Regions from separate parts of the Homo sapiens genome. Here region 1 is linked to region 2. A link is an interaction called in ENCODE POLR2A ChIA-PET data of the cell type or tissue named here. Cell type or tissue: A673. All regions are shown on one strand.

What was found. ChIA-PET counts read pairs that join two places held together with the same protein. Peaks named below come from ENCODE experiments on the same cell type or tissue, not always from the same donor. Only the 100,000 strongest peaks of a DNase experiment are listed, where the experiment ranks them.
Region 1: POLR2A ChIA-PET joins it to region 2 with 33 read pairs; 2 of 35 experiments call an interaction of 5 or more read pairs at or near these places.

Annotation. Positions count from the first base shown.
Region 1 is chr18:42,592,696-42,600,695 of GRCh38, reverse strand. The region is part of intron 7 of LINC00907 (long intergenic non-protein coding RNA 907); the gene reads right to left. Among named protein-coding and RNA genes, the nearest start is that of LINC00907, 410 kb to the right of the region's middle. In A673, a CTCF peak has its summit at 4,317 (motif pointing left); a DNase peak (open chromatin) is centred at 4,255.
Region 2 is chr18:42,272,517-42,280,516 of GRCh38, reverse strand. All of the region lies in intron 3 of LINC00907 (long intergenic non-protein coding RNA 907), which reads right to left. Among named protein-coding and RNA genes, the nearest start is that of LINC00907, 90 kb to the right of the region's middle. In A673, a CTCF peak has its summit at 5,873 (motif pointing right); DNase peaks (open chromatin) are centred at 4,236, 4,376, 5,186, 5,856 and 1 weaker place; H3K27ac peaks cover 6,253 bases.

The DNA.
Region 1 (8,000 bases), 320 kb before region 2:
TACTACTAAAAGGGGAAAGAGGGAGGGGGCAAGGGTTGAAAAACTATTGGTTACTATGCACACTACCAGGGTGATGGGATTATTCACATACCAAACCTCAGCAACACACAATTTACTCATGTAAAGAAACTGCACCTGTACTCCCTGAACCAAAAATAAAACTCAGAAAAATTAGAAATAAAAATAAATGTCCATTATCTAGCATATATATATATATATATATATATATATATATACACATACATTTTTTTCTCCCCAAGTGGAAGCATACTTGAGACTATTATTATCCAGAATAAATATGTGAGTCACACATGTAATTTTAAATTGTCTAGAAGCCACAGAAAAGATTAAAAAGGAACAAGTTAAATCAATTTTAATAATGTACTTTGATAATTTAACTCAGTTATTATATTCACACTACCTGCAAAGTGGTATAGTGTTTTCTGAAAGGGAGTTCCAGATAGCTGTAAATGCATATGGCAAACTCTAGGGAAACCACTAACAAAAGTGAGGGGAAAAAAGTATACCTGATATGCTAAAAAAGGAGAGAAAATAGAATCATATAAAATGCTCAATTAAAACCACACACATAAGGCAGAAAAAGAGCAGAAGACAAAAACAGGAACAAAGAACAAAGACAACAAAGATAAAATATATGAAATATTTATATAACTAATCACTTTGAACATTAATGGTCTGAATACATCAATTAAAACTCAGAAATTATCAGCATGAACTAAAAAATAAAGACTCAACTATATATTGTCTAGAAGAAACACACATTAAATATAAAGACACATGTAGATTAAATGTAAATGAATGGAGAAAGACATCCTACGTCAACAGTAATCAAAACAATGTGGGAGCAGCTATATTAATTTCACACAGAGCAGACTGCAAAAAAGAGAAGTTATCAGAAATAAAGAATGGTATTACATAATAAGAAAGGAATCAATTCTCCAAGAAAACATAACAATCTTTAACATGTATATACTTAATAAGTGGGTGTCAAAATATGTGAAGCAAAAACTGATGGAACTGAAAGAAGAAATAGAATGAATCTACTATTATAGTTGGAGACATCAACATCCTTCTATTAGAAATGAACACAAGCATCAGGCAGAAAATCTGTAGAGACACAGTTGAATTTAACAACACCATCAATCAACTGGGATAAAATTGAGATCTGTATACTATTTCATATAATGACAGCTGAATTCAAATTCTTCTCAAGTTCACATGGAACACTGACAAAGATAGACCACATTCTGGGTCATAAAGCACACCTTAATAAACTTAAAAGAACATCGTGGCTACTAGCAGACCACTATGGAATTAAACTAGAAATTAAAAACAGAAAAATAACTGGAAAATTCCCCAAATTCATGGAAATTAAGCAACATATGTGTAAATAACACTTGGGTCAAAGAACTCTCAAGAGAACTTTAAAAATATTTTTGAACTAAGTAAAAAGGAAAACATAGCTTATCAAGATTTCTGGAATGCAGCAAAACCAATGCTCAGAAGTAAATTTGAAAGAAATAGCTATTCCTTAAAAGGAACAGAATTGAATATACATATTAGAAAAGAAGAAAGAGCTAAGATTAATAATCTACAGTCTCATTTTAGAAAATAAGAGAAAAAAGCAAATTAAATAAAGAGTAAGCAGAAAAAAAATAAAAATTAGAGCAGAAATCAGCGAAATTGAAAACAGGAAATCAACAGAGAAAAGCGATGAAATAAAAAGCTGGTTTTTTAAAATGATAGACAAAATTAATAAGCATCTAATTGGGCTAATTAAGAAAAAAAAAGGGAGAGGGCACAAATTGTTAATAGCAGAAATAAAAGAGTGAAATCACTACAGAACCCATGCACATTAAAAGGATAATCAAGGGTCTTAGTTCATTCAGATTGCGGTAACAAAATACCGTAAACTGGGTGGCTTATAAACAATAGAAATTTATTTCTCAAAGTTTTGGAGGCTGGGAAGTACAAGATGGAGGCATCAGGAGATTTGATGTCTAGTAAGGGTGGCCCAACTTCCTGATATACTGGAATGGGTGAATGAGCTCCCTTAGATCTTTTTTTATGATAGCAATAATCCCATTAATGGGAGTTCTCTCATCATAACCTAATCACTTCACAAAGCCTTCACCTCCTAATACCACTGCCTAGCACATTTTGATCTTAACATATGAATTTGGAGGAGACACAAATATTCAGACCGTAGTATTGAGAAACACTGTGAGCAAATCTATGTTCACAAATTTAAAAATCTAGATGAAATGGATCAATTCCTTAAAAGTCACAATCTGCTAAAACTTACACAGGAGTCAAAAACTATCTGAATATGTCTATATCTACTAAAGAAAACACGAGGCCCAGATGGGTTCCCTTGTAAATTCTACCAAACACTTAAGGAAGAAATTATACTAATTCTCTGCCATCTCTTTCAGAAGATAGAAGGAGACAAAATACTTTTTTAACTCATTCCATGAGGCCAGTATCACCCAAATATCAAAACCAGACAAAGACATTACAATAACAGAGAACTATAGACCAGCATCTCTAATAAACAATAGATACAGAAAATGCTCAACAAAATATTAGCAAATAAAATTCAACAATGTATAGAATGAAACCAAAACAAGTGGCATTTATCCCAGATAAATCCATCACAACAGGCTAAATAAAAAAAATTCATAATAATGCTAATAGATAAAGAAAAGCAATTAGGTTTTTCTTTTTCTTTTTCTTTTTTTTCCAAATTGGCAGATTAGAGACTTTTAGCATGCCTCAGCCATTTGGAAATAACAAGTGGCTATACTCTGTGAGCTTTACTTCAAGAAGGAAAATGGGAATGTACTGCAATCAAGAAGGACACCTCATGATCCCAGGGAGGAGAATGCTGGCAAACAGCCCCTGTGATGCCGTCTTGCTGATAAAACAGTGAAGCTCCTGTACGTGAGAGAAGCAGAGAGCCTCCCTCTGTGATTCGCCTTTCCACTGGGAACCTGAGCAACCCAGGCCAAGGGAGAGAACTTTGTTTCTCCCAAGCTCTGGAACTAACTTGAGGAGAGGCTTAGAAATGCTCTGATGGAAAGACACTGGAAAAGCTGCTGACATTTTTGCAGACCCAGTACCAAAAGCAGGACATCATTTTTAATCTGGGCATATACAAAGTCAGCCATCCTTTGGCAACCTTTCAGCAGGGCCATTCAGGCATTTTAGTATCATGCAAAAGATTGGAACACCTGCTCTGGAGCGAAGATAAGGGCCTCCACAGCCAGAACTGTGGAAAGCACTTCAACAGTAGTTGCTGTAATTGCGCGCTACCCAGGAGGAGATCTGCTGCAGCTACAGTTTCTCTTGGACAGTGAGACTTGCAACCAGGGCCACCTTGGCAACCTATAATCCATCTGAGTGTGCCATTGCTGTTTGCCCCAGCCTGCTCCCCTGAGGTTGTAGTGCAGCAGGACCCTCTCTGCTCCACCTCCGGGTGGAAGTGCAGGTGTTTAGAGCACCTGCTTGCCTGGACCAACAGCCTGAGCTGCCCCACCCTTCATGGACGTAGATCACAGTGCAGTGGGGGCCTCTCTTCTGCATGCGCAGGCAGATCTCCAGGCATCTGGAGCACCTTCTCACCTGGATTAGGAGTTTAGGCCATCTCCCATCCCTGTGCAGAAAACTTGTGGTTGAGAGGGTTTCCTGGCTCCACACCTAGGCACACTCAGGGTGCTTGGTGCCTACCCACTGGATTTTCTCTTGGCGCTGGTGCTTTTTCCTGCCATTGGTGGACCTGTAGGCAGAACTGCCAGGTCTGGCTCCATCCATCTTGGTCTCCATCTCCTCCCGGGGCTGAGCAGGGAGCTCAAATCACCGTGCACTCTAAGATCAGCTCATTGGCCGGGCGCGATGGCTCACGCCTGTAATCCCAGCACTTTGGGAGGCCGAGGCGGGCAGATCACGAGGTCAGGAGTTTGAGACCAGCCTGCCCAATATGGTGAAACCCCGTCTCTACTGAAAATACAAAAATTAGCTAGGCGTGGTGGCGCATGCCTCTAATCCCAGCTACTCGGGAGGCTGAGGCAGGAGAATCGCTTGAACCAGGGAGGCGGAGGTTGCAGGGAGCCGAGAGATGGTGCTGCTGCACTCCAGCTTGCGCGACAGAGCGAGACTCCGGGGGGGCAGGGGGGACACACAGCTCATTGCCTCAGGCAACAAAGAGCTTCTCCCAATAAACATGGATCAAATATGTACCCAGCCACTTTGGCGCAGCCAGCCGGCTCTTACCCATAAGTGCCATCTACTGGCTTGTAGGTTGAACTGCATAACCCTATATAAAACCTGCCAAAAGAAATGCATGGGTTTATGGAAGCTAACCCAAAAGATCCTACCCAGTATGCTCTACAATTACACCCCCTAAAAAGGGGGGCAAAGGGAAAAGAAAATAATGGGAAAGAAAGAAAAAAATTCTACCTGGAGAAAAATGATTACAAAAATTAAAAGTGCAAGTGTATCCAGATGACAAAGATTCGGCACGAGAATTCCGGCACCATGAAAAATATGAATGAGATACCATCACCAAAGGATTGCACTAGCTCTCCAGCAACAGTTCCTAACCAAAATGGAAACTCAGGAATGACAGATAAAGAATTCAAAGCACGGATTTCAAGGAAGCTCAACAAGCTCAAAAACAAGGTTGAAAATCAACACAAGGAAAATGCTAAAGCAACGCAGAAAATGCAGGAAGAGATAAAATCTTATAAAGAAATCAATCAGAGCTTCCAGAGTTGAAAAACTCACTTAAGGAATTTCAAAATACAATTGAAATACTTTGTTTATAAGTCAAGAAATATGGGATTATGTAAAGTAACCAAACCTATCAATTATTGGCATTCCTGAGAAAGAGGGAGAAAAAGTAAACAACCTGGAAAACATATTTGAGAGAATAATTCAAGAAAATTTCCCTGAACATGCTAGAGAGGTGGACGTATAGATACAAGAAATTCAGAGAACACCTGTGAGATACTACTCAAAACAAAGAGAACCAAGGCATATTGTCACCAGACTCTTCAAGGTCAACACTAAAGAGAAAATCTTAAAGGCAGCTAGAGAAAAAGGTCAGATCATGTACAAAGCCTCATTAGGTTGACAGTGGACTTCACAGCAGAAATCTTAATAGCCAGGAGAAATTGAGGGATTATTTTCAACATTCTTAAAGAAAAGGAATTCTAATCAATAATTTCATATCCTGCCAAACTAAGCTTCATAAGTGAATGAGAAATAAAATATTTTCCAGACAATCAAGCACTAAGGGAAAATTCATTACCACTAGACTAGCATTAAAGAGATCCTTAAGAGAGTTTTAAATATATAAACTAAAGAACAATACCTGTTACCACAAAAGCACACTTAAGTGCATGGCCCAAAGACCCTATAAGGGAACCATATAACAGAAACTACAAAGCAACCAGCCAACAACTTCACAATTGAATCAAAGCCTCATATATCAACTTTGAATGTAAATAGTCTAAGTGCCCCCCTTAAAAGGTACAGAGTGGCAAGTTGAATGAAAAAAACAAGACCCATCTGTCTATAGTCTTCAAGAGACCCATCTCACACATGACACCTATAGGTTCAAGATAAAGGGATGGAGAAGGATTTACAACATAAACAGAAAACAAAACAAACAAACAAAAAAAGAAGGCATCACTATTTTTATTTCAGATTAAATAGACTTTAAACCAACAACAGTAAAAAGAGACAAAGAAGGGCATTACATGCTGATAAAGGAATCAATTCAACAGTAAGACTTAAATACCATAAAGATATATGCACCCAAAATAAGAGTACCCAGATTCACAAAACTGGACCTTCCAGAGTTATGAAAATACTTAGCCACACAATAATAGTGGAGGGCTTCATTCCACTGTCAGCATTAGACAGATCATCACGGCAGAAAACTAATAAAAATATTTTAAACTTAAATTTGACACTTGACCAATAGGACTTAATGGACATCTACAGAATTCTCCATCCATCAACCACAGAATATACATTTTTCTCATCTGCACACAGAACATACTCCAAGATTGACCACATGCTTGGTCATAGGGCAAGCCTCAATAAATTCCAAAATATCAGAACCATAGCAATCACACTTTCAGACCACAGTGGAATAAAAACAGAAATAAATACCAAGAAGATCCCTCAAAACCACACAATTACATGGAAATTAAATGACTTGCTCCTGAAGGACTTTTAGGTAAACAGTGAAATTAAGGCAAAAGGAAAAAAAAACTGAAATGAATGAAGACAGAGACAGAACATACCAAAATCTCTGGGATGCAGCAAAAGCAGTGTTAAGAGGAAGGCTCATAGCATTCAACACCTACCACAAAAGTTAGAAAGATCTCTAATTAATGATCTAACATCACACCTAGAGAAACTAGAAAAACAAGAACAAACTAAGCCCAAAGCTAGCAGAAGAAAATAAATAAAATTAGAGCATAAATAGGCAAGATTGAGACCCAATATTCCATACAAAAAAATCAACAGCCTAAATGTTGGTTTTTTGAAAAAATGAACAAGATTAACTGACCACTAATTAGATTCACAAAGAACAAAAGGGAAGATACATATAAGTGGAATAAAAAATGACACAGGTGGCATTATAGCTGATCCCAGAGAAATATAAAATACCCTGAGAGAAAATTATAAACAGCTCTGTGCACACAAACTAGAAAATCTAGAGGAAATGAATAAATTCCTGGAAGCAAATAATCTTCCACTTTTGAATCAGAAAGAAATTGAAATCCCAAAGAGGCCAATATAGAGTTCTAAATTTGAATCAATAATAAAAAGTCTACCCATCAAAAAAGAAAGAAAGAAAGAAATGCCCTAGGCCAGATAGATTCACAGCCAAATTCTACCAAACATACAAGAAGAGCTGTTACCAATCCTACTGAAACTATTCCAAAAAATCAAGGAGGAGGGACTCCTTGCTAATTCATTATATAAACCAAAATCCACTCTGATACCAAAATGTGGCAAAGACACAACAGAAAAAAGAAAACTCTAGGCCAATATCCCTGATGTACATAGACCCAAAAATCCTCAGTAAAATACTAGAAAATTGAAATCAATAGCACATCAAAGAGTTAAGTCACCACCATCAAGGATGCTTCATTCATGGGATGCAAAGCTGGTTCATCAAACACAAATCAATAAATGTGATTCAGCCCATAAACAGAATTTAAAACAAAACAATATCATCATCTCAATAGATGTGAAAAAAGCTTTTGGTAAAATCCAACAACTGTTCATGATTAAAACACACACACACACAAACACACACACACAAACTCAAGAAAGTAGGCATTGAAGGAACATACCTCAAAACAACAAAAGCCATCTATGACAAACCCATAGCCAACATAATACTGAATGGGCAAAAACTAGAAGCGTTTCTCTTAAGACCTGGAAAAAGACACCACTCCTATTCAACACAGTACTGAAAGTGCTAGCCAGAGGAATCAGGCAAAAGAAAGAACAGTTATCCAAATAGGAAAAGAAGTCAAACTAGCTCTCTGGGGATGATGGGATTCTATACTTAGAAAACCCTAACAACTCCACAAAAAGCTCCTGGAACTGATAAATGACCAGTAAAGTTTCAGGACACAAAATCAATGTACAAAAGTCAGTAGCATATCTATACACCAAGAACATTCAAGCTGAGAGCCAAATTGTATTACTTTGTACCAATGCACATAGATATCATTACTGTAATATACAATAATTCGTGTCTCCTTATAGGACATACTTCCTCTCCTTTCTCAGTTTTTAAAGGTTGTCTTAGTTGCTCTTGATTTTCTTTTTACCCTAATATGTGGATTCTGTGTCTTGCGCTACAAAAAAAAATGTTGCTTGAATATTTATTAAATTTTTAATTAAATTAAAAGATTAATTTGAGGAAAAAAAACTAAAGCAACCCCATT
Region 2 (8,000 bases):
GAGAAAATTGTATGGAACAGTAATACAATCTAAAAGACTTTATATTACTCTAATGGGCCTCTCTCTTTTCTTTACTGGCATTATCTTCCTTCTTTCTGGCAAGTTCTAACCCAGTGATCTCTCAACTCCCAGCCACACTCCCTAACTTGCCTCACCCTGTTTTGTTTTTATTACCCCATGTCCTCAGCCTCAAGCATCCCTTCTTAAACACCTTGCATTTATATAATAAAATAATTTATCAGTATAATGGCTAGTAATGGCTCAGAATAAAATCCCTCTTAGATAAAATTTGTTTTATAACTAGGTCTTTCAAAGTATCTCCACAAATATTTCTAAACACTTGTTATGTATAAAATATCATGCTAGGTATTATACATAAATTTTCTTAAAAATCTATTAATTGGGCAGAAAAGACATAATGGACAAATGTTAAGTAAAATAAAAAATCTAAGTAACATGTAAAGACAAAAATAGATCTGTCAAAAAGCAGTGAATGATTAATTTTCAAGGACTTTTCACATATGTCAATTGCTTCTGGGTATAAGAAAAGAGTTAAGTGTTTTTTTCAATTAAAAATTAATTTTTAATTAAAAAACTGTTCAGTTAACAAAATCAACAACAATACATTGTCATATAAATGTCTCCAGCTTTCCCTCACTGTCAACTAAAGGAAGATTAAGGAAGATTTGGCTTTGCACTGAGATTTTTCTTTTTCTTTCTTTTTTTTTTTTTTAACCTCTCATGACCTATAATGAGGGTTCTGTCTTACCAGGCAAGCTCTTCCAGGGTTTATGGTACAGAATGGGAAAGAAAGAGACATAGATAAAGATACATTGGATTAGGAATGAAGAAAGCCTGATTTGAAAAATCCGCAAAAGATATAAGAGTTGCTGTCTTTTGTGAGAGAAGCTAATTGAGGAAAAAAAAAAAAAAAAGTAACGTTTTAAGAAGTATTTTGTAAACTTTGTATCCATCTTAACCAGTTCAGGTTACTACTATAGAATACCGTAGACTGAGTAGCTTACAAAACAAACGTTAATTTCTCAGACTTCTGGAGGCTGGAAATTCCAAAATCAATGTGCTGGCAGATGCAATGTCTGGTGAAGGCCTGCTGCAAACAGATGACCATCTTTTTGTTTCTCAAATGGCAGAGAGCAGGGAGAGGGGGTTTGCTCTCTTCCTTTTCTTATAGGGACACTAATCCCTTCAGGAGGGTTCACCCTCGTGACCTAATTACCTCCCACAGGACCCATCTCCCCAAACCATCACTTAGGGCTTTAACATATACATTTTGGGGGGACATAAACATTCAGTCCATAGCAGTATCCTTTTCCATTTGTTGAAGAAATGCAAATAAATATATTATTATTTTGCCATTATTTTGGAATTAGACCCTTCTTTAACTCTGGCATCACTCAGAGATTGGAACACATGGATTACAGCTTCCATGAAGTTACTAACATACATCTACTCAGCAGGAATATTTGTCAAGTGCACCTTGAAGGGCTTGGGTGCACAGTGGTAAGCAAAAGAAGCACAGTACCTGACCTTAGGAAGTTAAATCATAGCTAGTTCTCATGGAATGAGAAGATTTCGAATATGAAAAGAGTAGGGGAAAGCACTGAGAAATATTGAAAAGGGAAATACTTGGATCAACAGGTTTTTCAATGCTCCTCAAATTATACTATGAAGTCAGAAATGTACTCTCTGTAAAATTAATAGAGCCATCCCTATAAACCATTTATTAAGTATATTTTATGTGCCTGGCAATTTCCTATGTACTTTACTTGGACGATCTCATTTTATTCATAGGATATTAGGTAGATATTTTAATATTATCCCCAGGTAATGAGTAAGCCGTGGATTGACTGACCCCTCCAGGCACCTGCTTAATAACTACAATATACTACCTTATGCTCTAATGAAGGCCTTGGCAGTTTACTCCATTTTTTACCCAAATGTGATGTAGCTCCTTTCAGTCCCCACCCTTGAGAAAGAGCTGACAGCACTGTATGTGCCATGAAAACTTCAAGAATCCTTTTTAATTTTAGATGACTCCTTATCTATGTATCCCCACAAATGTCACTTCCAAATTTCTTCAGGAAGGAATTCCAGGGCTGGTTTGCTTTGCTTCCAACTTAAGGAAACTGGAAAATGCGAAAATACTTAGGGCCAGCATTCTCTTTGTAAAATGCTTTTTTTTTTTTTTGAGATGGAGTCTCACTCTGTCCCCCAGGCTGGAGTGCAGTGGCGCTACTATCTCAGCTCACCACAAGCTCCGCCTCCCGAGTTCACGCCATTCTCCTGCCTCAGCCTCCGGAGTAGCCGGGACTACAAGCGCCCGCCACTACGCCCGGCTAATTTTTTGTATTTTTATTAGAGACAGGGTTTCACCATGTTAGCCAGGTTGATCTCCATCTCCTGACCTTGTGATCCGCCCGCCTCAGCCTCCCAAAGTGCTGGGATTACAGGCATGAGCCACGGCGCCTGGCCTGTAGAATGCTTTTAATCTCAAAGTTCCATGACCACCCTAATTTGTATACTTTACAGTAATTTTTATGTATATATATATATAGTCATTTAAGATAAACAGAGTGAGGTAGATAAATTAAGAATTATAACCATTTGTTAAAAGAGTAACAATCCTCCAAGAAATTAAATGACTTGCCACCAAATCTATGCACAGGTAAGAAGTGGCAAAACCCAGGTTTTCATACCCTGGTCAAGTCCTCTTGCCTCCTACTATTCACCAAGTTAAAGGTCAGCTCATACTAATTGGTGCCTTGGAGTTGCTGCCTAGGGAGTAGATTTTCTCAACTGCTCATTCTATCCCTATCCTCTCCACAAGTTACACCAGGGCCACAAAAGCAATTACTGCTTGAGTAGACTGGAAAACAGCAATTTTAAATGATTAAAAAAGGGAAACATTTTTAAAAATAATTACTATCATTATTTTTTATTTGGGAGGAAGAGAGAGATAAATATATTGTGAATCAACAGAAGCCTTGGCCCATGTTCTCTAAGCCTTATTTATCTGGGAGTTGTTTATCTCCCAGAGTTCTCCCTCAGAGGAAAGAATAATAATTATTGTTTAATTATAGCAGAAGTAAATTTTCTCTTCCAGTTCTAAAGCAGGATGACTCATAGCTCTTCATTTATTAAAAAATAAAATGTCTTTCAGAGAAAAATATTTTTCAAAAGCCAGAGTGTGAAAGGGGCTCAAGACTTCCATCTGGGACGCTCAGTGACAACAGAGCCATTTTCACCTGACATTACTCACCAGTGGGTAATGTTCACACCTGTGCAAAGTGTAGTCAAGAGATGCATTTTCCTACTGGGACCATCCTTCTGCTACTCAGAACTGCATGAGACAAGGAGCACTTTTCTCTTAAGATGTTTCCAGCTGAGCTATCCAATTACTGGGGTGTATCTATCTTCTGAGCAATAGAGGGCCCATCAGAACGTACCTGATTCCACAGTAAATCTCTTGTGTTGTTACTGCTGATGATTTAATTTTTGCTTACTCATCTAGGAACCTGGAACCTGGTCCCACAAACAACATATTCTCAATTTCTAAGCCTAACAGGGTTCCTCAGCCCCAGTTGATCTTCCAGTCCTGCTATCCCTCCCCAAGCTTCATCAGGAAGATTTAAAGTTCAGTCAGACCCACTCGAGATTTCAGTCTCCAGATTCAGTATGAAAAAATCATGGTGATATCACCTGTATTCATTTATAAGGAAATGAGACAAAGACTAAACATAAAAACAGATTAGACAGAGAACCTGATGGTGGATATACTGCTCCCTGACCATCTCATTTGCAGGAATTATTGTTGTTGGTGTATTGTATACTGAACTTTACTATATCCTCTCCTCATTGAAATGCAAACTCTGAGTCTAATGAGACATGTCCCACCTGTCCGGCTGTCAGGCTTCCTGAAAGGCGTGGGAGGAACCCACAGGACAATAAGAGGAAAGCAAATGGGCAGAGTCAGACCTGATATAATAAAACTGCCTTTTAAAATATGGATTCCAGAGCTGGGTGTGGTGGCTGATGCTTATAATCCTAGCACGTTGGGAGGCTGAGGTGGGAAGATCATATGAGGCCAGAAGTTGGAGGCTGCAGTAAGCTATGATCACGATGCCACTGCACTTCATTCTGGATGACAGAGCAAGATGCTGTCAGAGAAAGAAAAGGAGAGAGAGAGAGAGAAAGAGAGAGAGAGGAAGGAAGGAAAAGAGAGAAAGAGAGAGAGGAAGGAAGGACGGAAGGAAGGAAGGAAGGAAGGAAGGAAGGAAGGAAGGAAGGGCCAGCCCAGAATTTTATAGAATCTTTTTTTATGATCCATTAAGAAACAAGGTGGGGCTTTGTGTGTGTGTGTGTGTGCGCGCACGTGTGTGTGTGTGTGTGTAGGCAAGAAAGCCCTTCATGTGGAAGGGCACAAGTAATGATTTTATAGTGCTAGGAAGAAAGGATTTTCAGACCAGCAGAATCAACATGCCATAAAATCTAATCTAATCTAGTACTTTGGAATAAGTATTACCTCAGAATACTAACAATACCACAGCAAACGTAAATTGCTTTCTAATTTTAGAAAGTAAGATAAATATAAACACTCTTATGAAAGGTAATATGTAATGTCATTAACATCTTAGTGTGAATTAATTTAAACAAAGAGAAACAGACATGTGTGAAAGAGTGTGAAGAAAGAGAGGAGTTAGAGAAAGTGCAGCTGCTGGACACAGTTTGACTACATGTACATTTTACCAAGGACATGGCCTGGCCAAAGACATAGGCACCCTCTGCTCCCAAACCAACACCACACACATCTTGCACAGTACATGACACACATCTTTGTTCAAATCCTTACCTAATAATCGAAGTTTTGGTAGCTGAGAGTTTTTTTGCCTGGAAAAAAAATGTTTACAACACTGATCTTGTGATCTGTGGCAGTTCTAATTTTAACAGCATTTTCTGAGAATAGAAAAAATACTCTATTTCATTTTCTCCCTTGACCTACTTTAGCATATTCTGCCCCACTTAATATTTTCTATCCTTCACATTCTCCCTCCTGCATGTTACACAAAGAGATACTGAGCTGGAGAAAATAAGCTGCATTTGTCTTTCTGCCTCTTCCCTAAAGAGGGGTGTAGAAACCTGAATGCATTCATTGATCATGCCTCCTGCTGTGCCCAGCCTGGCCTGCACAGGGTGCCCATCTTACAGAAAATCTCCTGTGAATCAGGAAGACACAGAAAGGAATTTCAAATTACCCACTCTCCACCATTGTCCTTACATTACACATTTTCCTGAGATTACACGTTACATACTTAGATTATAATTACATATCGCCCTTAGATTACAGCTGAGTAATCTAATAAACCAATCTACTGAAATGTGATAAAGTGAGCCAATTATTTCTAAGATGTCTGTCACAGAACAAGCAGCCCTTTATTGCTTACTCACTTATTTTGCTTGTGGCCTAGCAAAGTATCTCTTGTGGACCAGTAGCATTGGTATTACCCGGGAACTTGTTAGAACTACAGACTCTCAGGCTTAGGCTGACCTCATCAGAGCCTACATTTTAACAAGCCCCTCAGGTGATTCATATGTACATTACAGTTTGAGAAGCCTTGGCCAAGTTGCTCATTAAAATCTTGCTGTTCCTGACTGCCTCAGTGAAAAAGTTACTTACCAGAGTATTCCAGGGAGCCACTTAGTGACAAAAGCAAGTTCATCCTACTGTGGGCCCCCATCAGACACATCAGAAGGAGAGAAGTCTGGGTCTTATTATTCTAACTTATGGAGGTTGCTTGATTTCTGACTTGGCAGACAAGCAACCTCTTCAGAGGTCTTCAACTTACCCACCAGGGGTCACCCTAGTTGGTTCATCTGTGAGACCTAGCCTGGATAAACATATGTACTCCCTATCCCTTTACAAATGAAAGTCCAACACTTTGTTATAAAGAAAATTACTTTCCAACTATTAAATAAATGATAGCCACTATTTTTGTTGGCTACTTGTTTTGGGAGAAGGCATTTCAATAGATTGTTGTTCTATACTCCTGAGATTTTTCCTGCTGCTGAGTTTTTTGTTGACATCTTGTAATTATGATCTTTTTAATATTACAGGGAGAAAGAGAAATGAAAATAAAATAGCTACATTATGCTGAGCTCAGGCAGATAGAAGAAATAAAATCAAGACCTATCATATTTAGAGGGAAAAAGTAACAAATGTGGAATTTCCAGGAATTCCTTGGGGAGAAGGGTCCTAATACAAATTGCCACTTCTTTAATGTATACAAAAGACATGAAAAATGTCCCTTTGGTCTTAAAGAAGGCTGGCTCCTGGTTCATGAGAGCTGCCATTGCCTGCACTAGCTGGTGATCACTGCCAGAATACATACAAAAATGCATGCAGTCAACCTGTTAGTTTTATTGCTGGTGTATTAGTCAGGGTCCTCTAGAGGGACAGAACTAACGGAATATATATATATATATATGTATACAAGGGGGAGTTTATTAAGTACTAATTCACATAATCATAAGGTTCCACAATAGGCCATCTGCAAGCTTAGGAGCAAGGACAGCCAGTCCGAGCTCCAAAACTGAAGAACTTGGAGTCCAATGTTCGGGGGCAGGAAGCATCCAGCATGGCAGAAAGATCTAGACTGGGAGGCTAGACCAGTTTCTCCTTTCACATTTTTCTGTCTGCTTATATTCTTGCTGTGCTGGCAGCTGATTCGATGGTGTCCACCCAGGTTAAGTGTGGGTCTGCCTTTCCCATCCCACTGACTTAAATGTTAATCCCCATGAGCAACACCCTCACAGACACACCCAGGATCAATACTTTGTATCCTTCATTCCAATCAAGTGGACACTCAGTATTAACCATCAGAGCTGGTTCTGGTGACTTCGGAGCATGTCATATCTTTTCTTGTCATGTATATGTCCTGGTAGATGCTGTATATATTTTTAAGTGATCCCACCCTAATCATACATTCTATCTTTCCAAATTTCTCCACTGTTCAGAAATATTATCAAAAGATTTGATATATAAGATTCGTTATGTGTATTCTGCTTCTTCCCTTATTATCAACCGTGACCTCATTCTCTTCCCTATTTTATATTATAGGCACAGTCTACCTCTTAAATGTCAGGTGTTCCCTGATATTTCTCCCCTGGGAAAGGTGATATGGGGCTGTTTTTTCCCTGCAACCTGCTTGAGCTATAAGCCTCAAAAGGCAAACAAAAGTAGGGTTCCTCTCATCCCCCAAGGTCTCCAGCTTTGGAAGCTCTGCTACATCCTCAATATTCTCCTTTCTCATCCCTGAAATCCTATTTGTGGTCAACCCCTGCTCACTTTTCTTCAATCATGGCCACCTCTCTCAACCTTACCTCCTGGTTGCAGGCTGGGTTCCTGGGAAACAGATTCTACTTTGAGATTTGCATTATGGAAGTTGATTGACAAGTGCTCTTAAAAACAACATCCATGAAGGAGTGAGAGAAAAAAAAGCTGGGGAGAGAAAGCAGTTGCACCATGATACACTTGCAACAGAGGCTCCAGCTCACCCTATAGGGAGCTTGGTGTTGGAATGACCCAACAGAAAAATCCTGAAGTGAGAAAAGGAGCCTTTCAACCTAGTCTCGACCCGTCATTGAATGCAAACTGACGTAGAGGGGGATGTAATATTTGGCAAGTCAGTTCCCTTCAGCAGAGGGCAATTTCGAGAAAGAGACCTATCTGTGAGCTAGCAAGAGTTATCATTCCCACTAGCTCTTTATAGAAATGAGTGTCTTGGTCCTGAAGGGAACTCTGGGAGGTCCACCACAATATCCATCACACTTGCAAAGTTTCAAATTATTCCTGATAGAAAAATATTCTACAATGAGCTACAGAAGGCTTACAAAAAACAAACAAACAAAAGACCCCAGTTTAAATCTTTGAATTACATTGTTTCTCCACCACCACTTTGTGGAACTAAAATTCCTGTTGCATT